2 separate regions of the Mus musculus genome follow, and region 2 is linked to region 1. A link is a loop called in an ENCODE intact Hi-C map of the cell type or tissue named here. Cell type or tissue: left cerebral cortex. All regions are shown on one strand. Links, peaks and the distances in the headings refer to the core of each region. The heading gives the core; the rest is flanking DNA.

The links. Hi-C counts contacts between places; a loop is a spot of excess contacts. Peaks named below come from ENCODE experiments on the same cell type or tissue, not always from the same donor. Only the 100,000 strongest peaks of a DNase experiment are listed, where the experiment ranks them.
Region 2: a loop joins it to region 1, with 3 times the contacts of the local background. A loop is called at or near these places in 5 of 42 quality-filtered maps.

What each region holds. Positions count from the first base shown.
Region 1 is chr13:23,532,245-23,538,101 of GRCm38, forward strand. It overlaps H2ac10 (H2A clustered histone 10), which reads left to right and starts at 1,631. Exons shown (of 1, transcript NM_175661.3): 1 at 1,631-2,134. The coding sequence starts at 1,667. The coding sequence ends at 2,059. H3c8 (H3 clustered histone 8) reads left to right here and starts at 3,174. Exons shown (of 1, transcript NM_145073.2): 1 at 3,174-3,665. The coding sequence starts at 3,202. The coding sequence ends at 3,612. In left cerebral cortex, for the core only: a CTCF peak has its summit at 3,067; DNase peaks (open chromatin) are centred at 1,578, 1,943, 2,745 and 3,039; H3K4me3 peaks cover 2,800 bases; H3K27ac peaks cover 500 bases.
Region 2 is chr13:23,737,088-23,742,944 of GRCm38, forward strand. H1f2 (H1.2 linker histone, cluster member) reads left to right here and starts at 1,720. Exons shown (of 1, transcript NM_015786.3): 1 at 1,720-2,444. The coding sequence starts at 1,762. The coding sequence ends at 2,400. In left cerebral cortex, for the core only: CTCF peaks have their summits at 1,763 and 2,658; DNase peaks (open chromatin) are centred at 1,040, 1,720, 2,130 and 2,718; H3K4me3 peaks cover 2,630 bases; H3K27ac peaks cover 2,846 bases.

The DNA.
Region 1 (5,857 bases), core at 308-5,307:
GAAATCACAGAAATTCAGGGTGTTAATGTGATGTTTATTTAACACTTTGTGTGTGTTACTAGGTGAATGAACAGTTTACAGGATTTTGGGTCTCCTTCCACCGAGGGATCCAACTCAGCTTAACAGGTTTTGCAGAAATACTTTTCCTCATTGTTCAGCCTTCTGACTGTTTCTCGTCATCGTCATCATGATACCACCACCACTTTTTTTTCTTTTTCTTTTTTGAGACCGTGTTTCTCTGGGTAGCACTAGATGCCCTTGAACTCTGTGGACCCGGCTGGCCTCGAACTCCAGATATACCCTTGCCTCTGCCTCCCGAGTGCTGGGATTAAAGACCTACCCCAGCACCTCCTGTTTCTCATCTTTACTTTTAAAGATTAGGGTTTCTGTGGGTAAGCGAAAAGTATCATATACTAATGGAGGTTAAGAAGTTGTTTGAAGAAGAAAATAATCTGAGGCTTGAAAAGAGTAATCTGAACACAACATGTGTCAGCAACTGTTCTGAGTTCTGGAATTTATAAGTATGAATAATTTAAATGTATATGGGTGTTTGTGCACCATGTGCCCAAGAAGGCTAGAAGAGGGTGCTAGATCCCCTGAAACTGGGGTTTAAGGCAGTAGTGAGCCACTATGTATGTGCTGGGATGGGCCTCAGGTGCTCTGGAAAAGCAGCCAGTGCTCTTAATGAGTGAGTGAAGGGTTCCTTGTTCATTTTGTTGGAGTTTGCTCTCATTGAGGTGGGAACTACGGTAGGGGTTTGAGCTGAGAACAGGCAAGACCTGAGTTAAATGTCAAAACAATGAATATAGATGTTTGATGAAAACTAGTGTCAAGGAAAAGTAGTAAGGAGGCTTCTACAACTATTCAGTTTGCGGAGGACATTGGTTTGGATCAGTGGTCTGGGCTATGAAAAATAGGTTCTGTGTATGGTTTTGCAGGTTTAAGGTCTACCTTTAAACAATTTTAATTTTAATTTGACCAAAAATGGGACTATGGGCAATATTAAAAGTATTGAAGGTTGGAGCTAGAGGTGCCTTGATGGTAGTTTACTGCTTTTGCAGAGGACCAGAGTTCAGTGCTCACTATCTATTTGGGTGGCTCACACCAGTTCCAGAGGATCTATACATACAAAGACATGCACATACTTAAAAATAACTCTTTAAGAGAAAGTATTAAAATTAAGAGAACAGTTCTCTGTATAATTTTAAATATAGTCTTCAGCCTACTCAAATACTAGGCTGAATGCAACCCAGACGCTATTGTCTCACAAAGGAGCAAGTTTTCCCTTTTATTTAGTCTTTTCCTAATTAATTCTTGCTGTCCTTCTGGGCCTTAGTAACGGACTTCTTGGAGCCCTTCTTCAGGGCGGGAGCGGACTTGGCGGGCTCAGGCATAGTGAACAGAAAACAACACCAAGAAAAAAAAATATTAGCCCTTGTTGCAATTTAAATAAAGCTGTGGCTATCCTTTTAGAGTCCTGAAATATTATGCGTTAACTATCCAATCAAAACAAGGTTTTTTCATATACAAGCTACCATTGGTTTAGGTAAAACTCTATGTGTAGCCAACGAGATCACTCCGTTTTCGCGCCAGAAGTTGAGTATTAGAATGGTGCTGTGGCTGCATCATTATACGCTGAACAGATCCTGACAGCAAGGTACCTACAATGTCTGGACGCGGCAAACAGGGTGGCAAGGCTCGCGCCAAGGCCAAGACCCGCTCCTCCCGGGCCGGCCTGCAGTTCCCCGTGGGCCGCGTGCACCGGCTGCTCCGCAAGGGCAACTACTCGGAGCGCGTGGGCGCCGGCGCCCCGGTGTACCTGGCGGCCGTGCTGGAGTACCTGACGGCCGAGATCCTGGAGCTGGCGGGCAACGCGGCCCGCGACAACAAGAAGACGCGCATCATCCCGCGCCACCTGCAGCTGGCCATCCGCAACGACGAGGAGCTCAACAAGCTGTTGGGCCGCGTGACCATCGCGCAGGGCGGCGTCCTGCCCAACATCCAGGCCGTGCTGCTGCCCAAGAAGACCGAGAGCCACCATAAGCCCAAGGGAAAGTAAGCCAGTGAGCTAAGTTTTTTTTTTTTTTTTTTTTTTTTTTTAAACAAAACCCAAAGGCTCTTTTCAGAGCCACCACTTCTTCATATAAGAGTCTAGTAACATGGTTAATTTAGCTTGTGGAAAAACCTATATTAATGTTTCAAGCACAAAACCATAATTCTGGTAGGCTGAGGTAATTCTTAGGCAACTGCTTTGTCTTCCTCACGCAGAGAAATATTGGATGTAGCATAAACATAGATTTACACGTTGCACAAAACTTTTGGTCTTGCAGTCCTCTACATCTTCGTATTGCTCCGGAGAGGCAGCAGACATTCGGGGTTGGGAGAAAATACAAAGGGTCTTACGGAAATTGTTAGGCAAGTCTTTACAAAGTCGCAAGATTCAGGATACTTGACCTGTGGTTCCTGTTACATTACTGCTTGCTTTGTGTCACTTTAAACACTCCTGGAGCAAAGACGTAGTTCGGCTTGAGTCAAGGAAAAAGGACCTAGGTGCATATTTTACATATAGCAAACCTGGTCTCTTTTTCTTCCTCCTTGGTTGCCACCTCTTGATTTGACCTGTCTCAGACCTTGGGGCCAGGGAACTCACCCAAGAGCAGTTTCCCAATAAACCTCCCTTTGATATATTCAAATCTGGTTTGGATTGGCTCATTTCACCGGCTGAGAAATAACGTATCATGTGCAGTCTAGGCACAAGAAGCGGGAAAATAAAACCAAAGGCGGGTAGAGAACATATTTTCCAGAGTGGTTTGTGGATATCTAGGGTCATGAGATTTCAAATTCAAGATTTCTTTGCCTCAAATTCTTTAAGCGACTCGATACAAGGATGGAAACATAAATTTAAGAAAGCTCGGGTGTGCCAGACTAAAACATGAGTGTAGCAGTCTGTACTAGCAGGAGACTGTGTGCAGGAGTTAACCAATCGGGTGTGCAGGAGTTAACCAATCACCACTTGAATTCCTCAGCCAATAGTACTACTGCGCGGGACACTTGAAAAGCAGACACGCCTATCAGGATGCTTCTCGGTGGGAAGGAGGGGTACGAGCGCGGGTACGTGTGTTGCGCGTGTGCGAACGCAAGCGTACTTAAAGGCCAAAGTGCGCTACTTAGGTATCTCACTTTTCCCTACGGTTACTTGCCATGGCTCGTACTAAGCAGACCGCTCGCAAGTCTACCGGCGGCAAGGCCCCGCGCAAGCAGCTGGCCACCAAGGCCGCCCGCAAGAGCGCCCCGGCCACCGGCGGCGTGAAGAAGCCTCACCGCTACCGTCCCGGCACTGTGGCGCTGCGCGAGATCCGGCGCTACCAGAAGTCGACCGAGCTGCTGATCCGCAAGCTGCCGTTCCAGCGCCTGGTGCGCGAGATCGCGCAGGACTTCAAGACCGACCTGCGCTTCCAGAGCTCGGCCGTCATGGCTCTGCAGGAGGCCTGTGAGGCCTACCTCGTGGGTCTGTTTGAGGACACCAACCTGTGCGCCATCCACGCCAAGCGTGTCACCATCATGCCCAAGGACATCCAGCTGGCCCGTCGCATCCGCGGGGAGAGGGCTTAAGGGTTTCTGTTAATCCACACAACCACTTTAAAGGCTCTTCTTAGAGCCACCCATCTTCCAAAAAAAGAACTGTAGCGCTTTTTCCAACTTGTGGGTATTAATCAGTTTCATTTGTGAAAGTGCTAGGTCTCCTTTCATCACACCGATCTATTATAAGCAAGCAATATTTTGGTAAGTGATATCTTTACCCTTTTTCATGGAAATTGTACTCTTAGTTAGCAAAGCATAAAGATTGGAAAACTTTGCATGGTTACAGTAATTTGGGCATTTACCGAATTTAAAAATAAAATTATTAGTTGCAGATGTTTACTTTGGAATTGTGAACTTTCTGAAGGACAGAACCACTAATATTGTAACTCAGAAAAATTAACTGATCTTCCAGTCTTGAAAGGGTTACAGGGATTTACCATTCACTTTATAGCGTGCTTAGTCTCCTCCCTACCCACTAATAGACCTCCCCCACCCTCTTTTTAAGTGGACTCATAGCTTAGGCTGGTCTGCAACTTTCTTTGTAGATCAGGATGATCTGTATTTGGGAGATCTGTTTCTCCTTCCTACTGTATGCTGGGATTAAGGTGTATATGTCTTGCCCTCCTTTGGGCTTTTTGAGATCCTGAATCTTTATGGCTCTTTCGTCACTTGTTTCACTTGGCTTAATAATCATCACCTCGAAAATTACAGCCATTTGGGCACTGGATTTGTCCTAGGTCATTATCACAGTGGTGTATGGTGTGGAAATATGAAGGCTGGTCTTTAGGAGATGTGCTAGTGACTATAATGGAAGACAGTTCGAACTCTGGATGCTGAAAACTCCTGTTTTCTGAACAGTATTCCATGGAGAGCCTCGAAGATAAAGCTGGTAGCTTTCACTTGTCTCCTTTCTACATTTTTACCTTTCTCCACTCGACAGAGCCTTCTGAATTTATTCCACAAGTATCCAGTACCCTTCAGAATACACTCTTTCTCGGTAAAGAGCCAAAGATCTGCTTTCCCACAAAGCATTTTTTTTTTTGGTTTTGTTTTTAAATATTTAATAGACTTTTTAAACAAATGAACAAGTGAGTCTTGATCTGCATTGCACTGGGAACTGGACTAGTGAGAAATTCAGTGAGAAATGTTGACACATCATAGATTTAGGATCTATGTATTTATATATTTATACATTTATGTACCTATGTGTGTATCAATGTACTTGCATACCTACCTACCTACCTACCTACCTACCTATGGTCTCTGAATGATGGGATTAAAGGTGTGTTACCAGGCTGGCCTGGAACTCACAGATTTATTTTGCTCTGGTCATCAAATGATGGGATTAAAGGTGAGTTGTGCTAAAGTACAACATGCTGTAGATCCAGACTCTCACTATTGTTCCTGAGTTCCATTAGCTTATCATGCCATGAGTGGTAGTGATTTGCTGGATGATGCAGATGCCAAAAGTTTATATATACACATAAAATGTGCTTTGTTGAAAAACTACAGGGGGCTTGCGGCAACATTTATTGCTTTAGGCTTTTAAAGATATTGACAGTGATAAGATAAAATGCAAAGAGGGGGTTGGAGTATGTTTGGTGGCCCATGCCAAAGTGTGCCCTTGAGAAATAAGCCATGTAACAGATTTAGTGTAAGAGGCTTAATGGGGAAGGAGAGAGTGAAAGGGTGACTCAGCGTGGGGACAAGAGGGAAAGCTAGAGGCAGACAGACAGACAGAGAGAGAGAGAGAGAGAGAGAGAGATTGGCAATAGAGATCAGAGTCATACTCAAGATGGTAGAAAGATAAGGGTGGTTGGTAGCCCTTTTATGTACAATACCTGGCCCGCCTGGTAGTGGCAGGTGAGGATTTAAGCTGTGTAATATCCAAAATGAATTCAAGACCACCCAATACCTTCCCCCTTTGAAAAGGACTTTCCAAACTGTACTAGAAGGCCAAGTGCAGAGCCAGAAAAGGAAGCTGGCTGACTAAACAATTGTAAAAATATAGTTCTAGTGGTCAAAATGATTAAACCTTCAGCTACCAAAACAATATTAGCTGTTCTCAGAGAAATAACCATAACAAGATTAGCAATTCTCCTGCCCCCTGACTTACACTGAATTCTGACAAAGAGCATAAGCCATCCTGACCTTGTTGTGAGAATTCCCCTGACATTAATAGCTGTGACGTTAATGTACTATTACTTTGCTGATCAAATCATAATAACCCACCATGGGAGCAAACAAAGTGAGGGACTAGGCCAAAGGGTTACTT
Region 2 (5,857 bases), core at 228-5,227, 200 kb after region 1:
GCAAGGTGACATGTTCTCATTTCTTTCATTGAAGCATATTGGTATGACGAAGGTGCTTGAGTTGTGTACTTTCAATAATGCCTTGCAATTCCCATTTCAAAGTCCACACAGGAAGGCAACTCTTAAAGTGGTTCTATTGCTAGCAATTAGTCCATCCCTAATCCCATTAGGCTGTTAATTCCCAGAGGACACAAGCCTAGGAGATGCTGCTTGCAAGTGCTAAACTAAGGTTATTACGTGAAACCACGCGGCCATTCTCAGTCTTATAAAATATGCTTTGTTTCACAAACATCCCTGAACTCAATTTGTATAACCTTGGGACTTTACCACGCTTTAGTGCTGACAAACTCATCACATGTTTTTATGTAGACATATACTTAAACAGAGATTTCTGATAAAATTAGGGGAACTTCCTTTGCCCCATGTATTAATTATACTAGCAGAGAGTTTATCTTGTATTTTCTCTAACAACAAAACCATGTTGTAGTTATTGAAATATGAAGCTGAAAACCTTAAGCTAACAAAGCAAAGTTGACTAGAATGCAGATTGCCATATTCCGAGGAACTGAGAAGAGATGACATACAGCTGTCCACTATAGATGACATGATAATTTGTACTTATCTTGTCTCTTATCTTATTGGTAAAATTGGTTACATTTTCTATTTCAAATATTTAGCTTGTTCAAATCTATGCCAAAGGTAACCTTTGGAAAGCCAGTAAGTTTACTGACATCTGCATCTCATAGTCTCCAAGTCTAGAAGGTCCTCCTGTACTAAGACAAACTATTTTCTAGATTAGAATTCCCGTGCACTGAAACTTATATCTGTATTGCTGCCAAATAAGCAACTAAATCCTCATCACTTTAAAAACAGATCTTTCAAAGACTCTAATTTGGCATTTGGGGGAGAGGAGGGCTCATATAGACTTTTAGGGTTCCTTTCCCTTCTTATTATCTTTATTCTTCAGAGCTAGACCCCTACCTTGCAAAACTCAGAGGGGAACCAGGAGCTTTAAAAATATAGCCCAAGGTCTCCCTTTATAGAAGTCAATGGGGTGCCCCGCCCCCACCAATGTAAAGCATTTTAAAGTCAGTGTCTTTAAATCAGATATTTAAGTCCTAACCCCCCCCACCACATTATACACCCCCAAGGCCTATGAACCCCCTCTCAATTTACCCCAAGTGTTTTATACTGGAAATCCCAGTCCTAGTCCATAGTTGTGGTGGGTCTGTAATCAGAAGTCACTAAGGACTTGTGTTACTTCCCTTGCGAAGAAACAGAATAATTGTGAAAATTTAGGCGGAAATCGTTTCATTTTTGTCCCTAAATTAAGGGAAGGATGTGCTCTATAATCCCTGAGAAAAAGAACTTTCAAGGGCAAAGGAGCGACCAGGTAATTTAGAAGAAAAACAGAAAGTGGTCTCTATCTACCCCGGACTTCCTTTGGAGTTGGGGGAATTAGGGACTCCTAGGCGCGTTGTCTTTAGGGATGAGGAAAAAATAAACATATATCCTGAAGCCTGAGACTTCTCGGATCCTTTACCGACCAAACTCGAGAGATTTGGTGCAAGATATTTTAATATTTTCTCCTTTTTGTGAAGTGTAACAAACACAAGTTGGGCGCAGCGCGGCTGCTCAGAGCTTGCCAGGCAGGCCGCTGGAGCACCAATCAGCGCGCGCCTGCGCTCTATATATACAGCGCCGGGCCCGCGCTACTCTATCGGCGTACTGCCACTAGTTCCTGACTTCCAGAGACTCATCATGTCTGAGGCTGCTCCTGCTGCCCCCGCTGCCGCGCCCCCTGCGGAGAAGGCGCCTGCCAAAAAGAAGGCCGCCAAGAAGCCCGCCGGGGTGCGCCGTAAGGCGTCCGGACCCCCGGTGTCCGAGCTCATCACCAAGGCTGTGGCCGCCTCCAAGGAGCGCAGCGGCGTGTCCCTGGCTGCGCTCAAGAAGGCGCTGGCGGCCGCGGGGTACGATGTGGAGAAGAACAACAGCCGCATCAAGCTCGGCCTGAAGAGCCTGGTGAGCAAGGGCATCCTGGTGCAAACCAAGGGCACCGGTGCCTCCGGCTCCTTCAAACTCAACAAGAAGGCGGCTTCTGGCGAGGCCAAACCCCAGGCTAAGAAGGCAGGCGCGGCCAAGGCGAAGAAGCCCGCGGGAGCAGCCAAGAAGCCTAAGAAGGCGACTGGTGCTGCCACACCCAAAAAGGCGGCCAAGAAGACCCCGAAGAAGGCGAAGAAGCCCGCGGCGGCGGCTGTGACCAAGAAAGTGGCCAAGAGCCCAAAGAAGGCGAAGGTCACCAAGCCCAAGAAGGTCAAGAGCGCGTCTAAAGCCGTAAAGCCAAAGGCTGCCAAGCCCAAGGTTGCCAAGGCCAAGAAGGTTGCAGCCAAGAAAAAGTAGGCTGCCTCCCCTAACAATCCAAAAGGCTCTTTTCAGAGCCACCACTCCCACTTAAGAGCTGTGACATTTGTGTGATTAATGAAGCAAGGTTGCAAGGGACTCGATCCCGGCAGCACTCGCTCCCCCGGTGGGATGGGTGGGGTTGCGTGTCCCACCTAGACTTGTTTGTGCTGGGCTGCTCAGGAAGTGCTATGGGCTGGAACACCCTCCCACGGCTGTCAGCAGCAGAAAGCAACCCTCGGCGCTAGTTCGTATTGGACTGCAAGGTGATTTGAAAGTTCCGCCCTGCTTGTGGGTTGGCTCACTCCGGCCCAGGACTCTAGTTCTTCGTTTGATTGGGCGCCATCCCGAAGTTTGAGCTTCCTGCCTGGAGAAACGCATCCGGGGCTTGTAGGTGGCTTCTATGCTCAGCCTCTTGTGGGGGTTAGCCTGGAAGTTTGGGAGAAGGTGGGGTGCTGGCGCCAACGAACTGCCTTCCTTAATATTAAAGACATGGGGTAGCTGCCGGAACGACTAGCCTGCACAGTTAAGTTGGACTCGGGACTGAGACGATTGCTTCTCGTACTTTCGGTTTGTTTGCCACAGCGATGGAGTTGTGGGTTGAACTGCGTCACAACCTTTTGTCAGCCATTTTTTTTTCAAGTTTTTTACCATTACCAATTACACTTGCTTTGCCTTATTTTGATCAGCATAGTTGTAGATTAACTTTGTTTTGCCTCAGCTTCCCGAAGCGCTTGCTTTATACGTGTGTGTCGTCACTGAAGATTGACCTTGTATGAATACTGAGGTTTCTTGGTAATGCTTTGTACAATCCAAAATGTTAAATTGGCTATCTGTTGAAAGTGTATGCTTCTAATAAAAAGCGTTTAGTTTTCATTCACTGTTGGACTCTTTCATACCCACAGTCTTTGAGAGATTCAGATTGCTGATTTGTTGCAGCCTGGATCATATTTCTGGTGTACCCTATAGTGAGATGTGAAACGTGCTTTTTGGAGACCTAAACCAGAAATTTGTTCAGTGGATCCAGTGTTGATTTCAGTGACCTAAGTGTTTAACGTGGGAAAGCCAGATCAGAAAGTAAAAATCCGTTTTCTCCCAGTGTTTTGAGCCCTCACTTTAAATGAGCGAACAGCTGTTTTAGTACAGAGCATGATAAATAGACCCATCTTCCCAATTCCATGCCCTCGGGACCGACTCTCTCGATTCTTCCCAGCTTTTATTTCATGTTTGTCATAGGTTAAATTCCTCGAATAACCTGAATCTCAACTTTCTGCGTCTTTTTTTGTAGTTTCTAAGGTAGAATTAGACAAACTCTTCTCGGTGCTATCGTCAATGTGGAGGATACTTGGTACGTAGCAATGATTCAAATATTGTTTGGTAAACTTATAATAGGAAATAACTAATTCTCACAACCTTTTTGTTATTTTTGTTGCTGTCAGACCACCCCCACCCCACCCCACTCCACCCCACCCCACCTCACCCCCGCCCTCTCCCAACCCCATCTCTGAGATAGGGTTTCTCTGAATAGTTATGGCTGTCTTGGAAGACTAGGTTGACATTAAACCCTCGCCACCTCTAGGCCTCTTCTCAAAATCTTTCAAGTCTTTCCGTCTATATTCGTTGTTAAGGGGACTGAACGTGCTAGCAGTTATTCTACCACTGAAATGTGTCCCTGACAATGTATTTGAAGATATTGTTAGTATCCCAACACTCAGAGAAAAGCTTCTTGGTATTTTTATTGAGATTGTGTTAAAGCACATTTGTGGAACTAGCAGTTTTCTTATGTAAAAACAAACATGTTATCTATCTATAGATCTTTGAATTTTCTCCAAATATGTTCCAATATTTTTAACCCTAGAAGCATCTTTATGTTGTTCGCAATAATAATTTATGAAATTTTATTTCTGTAGGAACAAAGAAAGTGGACATTAAAACCACTTAGTTATTGAAGCCATCGCTGCACAAATGAATTAAGAATTTTAGACCAGGTCTGTTCATTGATACATAAGGTGAGAACAGATCCATGCACATATGTAACTTTAAAATCGAAAAGCAGTATTCATAGGGAAAATCCATTTTAAATCTATTTAAAATCCATTTTAAATAACATACATCTCAGTCCAGAATGTATGTTATTTCTAATGTTCTACTAGCTACCCATGACTGTGGAAACAATATAGATCAATACAACTTTAGAATGACCTCAGACCTTTCCTCTACATCTTTGTTTATGATGAGAGTATTTGAAAATGTGTATTGTTAATAAGTCATATAATGAAATAACGAAGACAGTGTGTCTGATTATTGGAATCTCTGAGAACTCTTGGTGAGGCTGGTCTAATTAGTTCTAAACTAGGTAGGGCTACGTAGTTGAGACCCTAAATGAAAAATAATTAAAAATTAAAAGGTGGAACAGTGGTCACCTGATGTTAGATGACTGGAGTTTGTCTTCTAAGCCACCAGAAAGTCTTACAAGAAAAGTAAGAATAGAACTGAGCAAAATTGCAGGGAAGGGCCTGGATAAAAGATGGGCAGAATTTCATATTCTTATCCCCCCTCCCCTCTTCTGAGTTTCTCATTTCCTCCTGGGTCCTGGTGAAATGAACTCTAGTTTCTGGAAATACCTCACTGACCAGAATTGAATCACTTAGTAGCTACTGGGAGATCTAATTGTGATGCTAAATATAGCTCAGGGTGTGGTGGCAGGTTTGTAAAGCTGACTCTTAGGAAGGTCAAGTAGGAGGATCCTGGGTTGTAGACAGAGCAAAGTCTTGTCAGAAAAAACAAAAACCAAAAGAAAACCTGTTGAGTGTGGTGGCCTTTAATCCTAGCACTCTGCAGGACAGGAGGGTATCTCTGAGAGTTCAAGTTCAGCCTTGTGTATGTAATAAGTTCCAAGGCAGCCAATGCTATGTAGAGAGACTGTCAAAAGAAAACAAAAACAACAAACACATACAACAACAACAAAAACCAAAATAATCAACCACCCAGCCAACAAACATGTTACTTCAAATAAAACCACAGTTTTTAAAGTAAGACTGAGAATGTGGGTATGTAGCTCAGGGGTAGACTGCTTGTCTGTCGTGGGAGATGCCTTGAGTTACATCACCAGTAAATAATTAACCATAACCATCACAACAATAAAATGATAATAATAACAAAGCTCAGATTAATGATAGTATTCAAACTATCCACTACAGTGCACCTTCAGATATTTTCCAGTTCTACACATTGATTGGCTTTCAGCACTCCAAGAGTTAGACATGTAAAGAATCATTCCAAGAAAAGAGAATTGATTTTCTAGTTTTCATTCAGTGCTTCTTTGGGTTTCAATTTATTGGATTTGGATATTTATATAAATCTGAATATAGGAAATGTTGCATAAATATACCTTTTAGATTTATTTTTAATACTTTTCCTTCATTTTGGTACTAGAGGGGAAACTAAGGGTCTTGTG